2 separate regions of the Homo sapiens genome follow, and region 2 is linked to region 1. Evidence: chromatin loops called from intact Hi-C (ENCODE). Cell type or tissue: heart right ventricle. All regions are shown on one strand. Links, peaks and the distances in the headings refer to the core of each region. The heading gives the core; the rest is flanking DNA.

Evidence for each region. Hi-C counts contacts between places; a loop is a spot of excess contacts. Peaks named below come from ENCODE experiments on the same cell type or tissue, not always from the same donor. Only the 100,000 strongest peaks of a DNase experiment are listed, where the experiment ranks them.
Region 2: it touches region 1 in a loop (2.1-fold over the local background); 7 of 110 quality-filtered maps call a loop at or near these places.

Annotation. Positions count from the first base shown.
Region 1 is chr5:31,807,806-31,810,608 of GRCh38, forward strand. The region is part of intron 2 of PDZD2 (PDZ domain containing 2); the gene reads left to right. Among named protein-coding and RNA genes, the nearest start is that of MIR4279, 130 kb to the right of the region's middle. In heart right ventricle, for the core only: CTCF peaks have their summits at 1,450 (motif pointing left) and 1,651; a DNase peak (open chromatin) is centred at 1,456.
Region 2 is chr5:31,663,319-31,666,121 of GRCh38, forward strand. All of the region lies in intron 1 of PDZD2 (PDZ domain containing 2), which reads left to right. Among named protein-coding and RNA genes, the nearest start is that of PDZD2, 26 kb to the left of the region's middle. In heart right ventricle, for the core only: a CTCF peak has its summit at 1,532 (motif pointing left); DNase peaks (open chromatin) are centred at 288 and 496; H3K27ac peaks cover 787 bases.

The DNA.
Region 1 (2,803 bases), core at 82-2,581:
GGGCTGGGGGGCTCAGGGCGACAGGCCAATTGGTACGGAAGTATGACATGCTGTGAGGACCAGTGGAATGTCAGCCCTGGTCAGAAGTCACCTTCAGCACAGTACCCGCTGCCTTGAACTTGCATGTAAAATTAAATTTAGGGTTGTTGCAAGCTTAGGCTCTGGTTACCCATGGCAACCTTGAGTTCTGTCTGCATTATAGCAGATTTTAAACAGTGTCAAGAGGCTGCTAGAAGGTGTTACTTGGAAAAATGACTGCAGGTAGTGATGTAGGTAGGAGATGGTAGAGAGAAAGAATTGCCAATTGTAGCTTGATACTGTAGTCTCTGGGGCCATTTAGCATAAGGGTCCTGCCTACCTGAATATGCTCAAAGGTGCCTGACGCTCTGTGCAGGACTGGATATATAGTAAGAGGTCGTCATCACCATGACTTAGAGACATTAAGGAAAGGTGAAATTATACTCAGCTTGCTGTTTAAAAAGCCAGAGAAGCATGTAATACACTTTAGAAAGATTTCCCTTACCGGTTAAAACGAAAACAAGTTTCAGCATTTAAAATTCAATTATGTGGAAAACCTGCCATGTGGAACAGCCCATTCCCCAAGGATGAAGTGTAAGTGAAGCATTACGGACTGTTTGTTCGTGACCCGCTTCATTCCTTTCAGACTGCTGTCTCCACGTGCTGTTTCACTCCAGGACTTGGTTTCTGGAAGGTATCCCAGGGTTCATCCAAGTCCTGTTTTCTCACTCTACCAAGGTGGAAACTGAGGCTTCAGGAGGTGGTTTCCTGGGGTCAAGTATCATCTTAGAGAAGAGTGACGCCTAGAATTCATGCACTCTGACTCAAATTCTAGAATGTTTTCTTTAACATCATAAATAACAACTAATGAGGCTGGGCATAGTGGCTCATGCCTGTAATGCCAGCACTTGGGGAGGCTGAGGCGGGTGGATCACTTGAGGTCAGGAGTTTGAGACCAGCCTGGCCAACATAGTGAAACCCCATCTCTACTAGAAATACAAAAAATTAGCTGGGCATGGTGGCACACACACCTGTAGTTCCTGCTACTCAGGAGGCTGAGGCAGGAGAATCGCTTGAACTGGGAGGCGGAGGTTGCAGTGAGCCGAGATCACACCACTGCACTCCAGCCTGGGCAACAGAGCAAGACTCCATCTCAAAAAAAAAAAAATAATAAAAATAACTAATGAAATTAGGATGGTTTTTTAACAGTTTATTATTTACATAAAAACATAGAAAATCTATGTTTTTACCTGTTCTGAAAATGGATAGTTACATCTAGAACCTTCCATCTCAACAAGAGTGTAGCTTATAGCTGCCTCCTAAGAGTGTGGCGATGGCCATTGGAGAGGACAGTGGGAGCTTGCTTTCCTCACCTCTTGGGAGTGCCATCTGACAAGCTGTGAGGATCTGAGGGCCGTCGCCTGCCATCTTGTGGTTGAAATCCAGCACAGTGAGAGAAAGTGCTGGGAGCCCCAGTCCAGTTTATTATTCACAGGCTGTGTGTGTTTCACCGCCGTGCTGTTTGGCTGATGTTTTCAGCCTTCAGAGCTCTCTCTTGAATGGCAACATCTGAGCTATCCTCTCCTGTCTGTGACTGGTGTTTTTTCCTGTGGCCCTGGGAGGTGCCCCATTCGAGTCCCTTCACACACACAGCCTCGGCCCTCAGGAGTCGCACTAATGAATGAGGAGCTGATCTGAGAAATCCGCCTGTGCTCAGCTCTTCGTGATGGATGACAGAGGGGAGTTATTCGTCCCCAGTTTCTCTAACTCTGTTCTGGAATCAGAAGCCTTTTAAGGAAAGCGTGAGCAGCAAGACAATTTCCAACACTACAATGGCCAGTGGGGTGAGTTCTTTCAGAAAACTGGCAAACTTGGCCACACCCTCCGTCGCAGCCCACAGATCATTGTTGAAAGCCACATGCACAGCTGCTTTTCAGGGTCCACTTGTTTTTATGAGGGAAGAGATTCCATAAAAAGAGCGACTTTCCATCATTTAAAGAGGATTGAGGTTTCAGAGCCAGATCCAGAGATGCTCTTTAATTTTATCCCAGTGACCTGCTCCTCCTCTGGTACCCTGGTCACAACCTTTCTGAATGGGGGCAGCACAGCCCCTGGGTGATTAACTTGAGCCATGGAAGATGGAAAACCCAAATACCTACATAAGACACTCGCTTTTAAACTCTTAGCACTACTTTCGGGAATTGTAATGGTAATTGTAAACCATACAGAGAAGAAAGATAAAAGCATCTTAGTGTGGTTATAGTGTTACTGGTCCAACTTCATACCCGTCTATCTATAGGCACCCCTGGGCCATTTTCAGCAATCCTGACTTCTACTTTATCTTTTCTGTCCGGGTACTAAATACGTTATGAACATTTTTATTCTCTCGTTTTGAGCACCATATGCCCTCAAAATGACTTTTTCTTTTCTTCTCCAGAGATTTTTTTTTTTTTTTTTGAGACGGAGTCTTACTCTGTCGCCCAGGCTGGAGTGCAGTGGCGCGATCTCCGCTCACTGCAACCTCCGCCTCCCGGGTTCATGCAATTCTCCTGCCTCAGCCTCCCGAGTAGCTGGGACTACAGGTGCCCACCACCACGCCTCACTAAATTTTTGTATATTTTTTAGTAGAGACGGGGTTTCACTGTGTTACCCAGGATGGTCTGGATCTCCTGACCTTGTGATCCGCCCACCTTGGCCTCCCAAAGTGCTGGGATTACAGGCTTGAGCCACCACGACCAGCCGCCTCCAGAGATTTTTGAACTTCAGGCTTTGGCACCTGTTTTGG
Region 2 (2,803 bases), core at 60-2,559, 140 kb before region 1:
AGCTGAGGTGGCTTTCTAAGGGTCACACAGTGAAGACCGTTTGGTAGGACTTTTCCCCACTGCCCCAAATGGCAAGATACAGGTACTTGGCATTCAGTGTTTAAAAGGTAATTATAGAACTACTTTTAAACAGGAGGTTGTTTTACCTTGGCATTTTTTTAAGAAAAAAAAATAAACAAGTGTACTAGATTTGTCCTTTTAAGCCAGTTTAAGAAGCGTGCCTTCTCTGTGCTGTTGAAATTGGCAGGCCCACATCTTGCAGACAGACTGTTCTGGTCTACTTGGTTAGTTGTTATCCCAAATGCAAATCTGACTCACGGGTGAGATCATGAGAAATCTGGGCTATTTTTCTTGATGACTTTTTCTTTCCTCTTCCAATTTTCTTTTGCGGTATTTGGCTCCGTGTGATACCCATGCTGGGGAACAGAACCTTGAAAGGGTTGTTCCTAGGATGGTCACTGCTGTCGTATGAATCACAAGACAGCTGGGGCAGGCTTGGCCCTGAACCGTTTGTGGCTTTGGTGTGGAAGTTTAGGGTGTGTGTGTGTGTGTGTGTGTATGCGGGCACAAGTGTGTGCTTGCACATGTATCTGTGTGTGAGTGTGATGGCGTATGGCAAAGTAAGAAGATTACTGCTTACTAGGATTTGAGCCCTTTTTCTAACCAATGGACTATTTTTATTCAACAAATGTTCACTTAATATCCAGCTTTTACTAGGCGGTGATGATATAGAGGGGTCTCTTACTGTCTAGAGAACATTATCTACAATTGAATAAGTAAATATTACCTAGCCTGTGTATTAGGGTAATGATAGTTGCTATTGCTGTGACAATTAAACCTCCAAGTTTTGTTTTGTTTTGTTTTTTTGAGATGGGGGTCTTGCTGTGTTGCCTAGGCTGGTCTTGAACTCCTGGTCTCAAGCAGTCCTCCCACCTCAGCCTCCTGAGTAGTCAGGATTACCGACACGCACCACCGCACCCAGCTGAAACCTCCAAGTTTTAACGGCTTAACATAACAAAAAATCATTTCTCTCTCACAAACAGCCTAGTGCAGGGCTCAAATCCCAGGAAGCAGAAATCTTATACAGGCCAGGGCCATCACACTCATACACAGACACATGCGCATGCATGCATACACACACACACACACACACACACACAGGCGCATGCATGCGTACACACACATACACACACACAGAAATACATGCACACACACACTAAATTTCTACACCAAAGCCACAAATGGTTCACAGCCAAACCTGCCCCGGCTGTCTTGTGATTCATACGACGGCAGAGACCATCCTAGGAACAACCGTTTCAAGGTTCTGTTCCCCAGCATGGGTGTCATACAGAGCCGAAAACCACAAAAGAAAATTGGAAGAGGAAAGAAAAAGTCCTCAAGAAAAATAGCCCAGATTTCTCATGATCTCACTCATCCTTGGTCAGCAGGTGGCTCTCCTCCACATGGTGATTCAGGGACTCAGATTCTCTCCATCTTGTGTCCCCACCAATGTCCTAGGGCTGCGAGTACTCTGCCCCCAACTGGTGGAAGGGAGGAGATGGTGGCGAGAAGGTGCATCTACTTCTGAAGTGCCTTGGGTTGGAGTGAAACACCTCACGTCCTCTCACATCTCATTAGCAAGAACTAACCAAATAGCCCTGCTCAGATGCAAAGGGAGCTGGAAAAGGTAGCCCGCAAGGAGTCTACACTATGAAGGGGGAATATATGGAATTGTGGTGTTTGCCTGCTATTTCTGCTACTGTCTGATAAGTACTTTACTGCAGGGGGTGCACTTGGGATACCACCCAGGCGGGTAAGAGAGGCACCTAACCTGGATTTGGTGCGGGGAGTCATCACACATTGTTCCTTATTTCCCCTCTTCTCCTCCTGAGCTTGATTTCACCTCTCCAGCCTGCCTCTTCCCCGTGTGTATCTCTCACACCATTGCACCTGCTCTTTCCTGTCCCTGGAATTTTTCTCCCACTTCACCTTGCCCTTCCTGTGGCTAGTGCAGTATTCCATCAGGGACAAGCGTGGAAAGCATTCCCCCAAGAAGCCTTTCCTGGACCCACAAATTCAGCTTGTGTTCTGGTCTTTTATGGAGGCAAAGAAAGGCGATTTTTATTTATTGGGGTTTGAAAGCTGATACGGTTTGGCTCTGTGTCCCCACCCAAATCTCATCTCAAATCGTAATCCCTATGTGTCCAGGGAGGTACCTGGGGGCAGGTGATTGGATCATGGGGGCGGTTTCCCCCATGCTGTTCTTGTGATAGTGAGGGAGTTCTCATGAGATCCGATGGTTTAAAAGTGTTTGGAAGTTCCCCCTCCCCCCCCTCCCTTTCCTGCTGCCTTGTGAAAAGGTTCCTGCTTGCTCTTCACCTTCTGCCATGATTGTAAGTTTCCTGAGGCCTTCCCAGCCACGCGGAACTGTGAACTAATTAAAGCTGTTCTCTTTATAAATTGCCCAGTCTCAGGTAGTTCTTTGTATCAGTGTGAAAAAAGACTAATCCAAGAGCCCATGAAAAGGCATGTCTGCTAATCAGATGGAAGTTTTACACACATAAACTTCAGCCTCTAGAGAAAAGAGAGGCAGGGGAGCCATAAGGTGATAGGGAAGTGAGGACGGGACCTCATTCATTCACACGTTCAATTTTCCAATAGCTTAGAGGGGAGAACTCCAGCCCTTTGGAGGTGGAGAGGCAGCGTGGGCTCCCAGATCACATCAGTTCAGGAACCTACATTTCTACAAGTGGGTTTTATGAGTTGTTTCTGAGGGTTTATTTCTAGGGAATAAATGGTACAA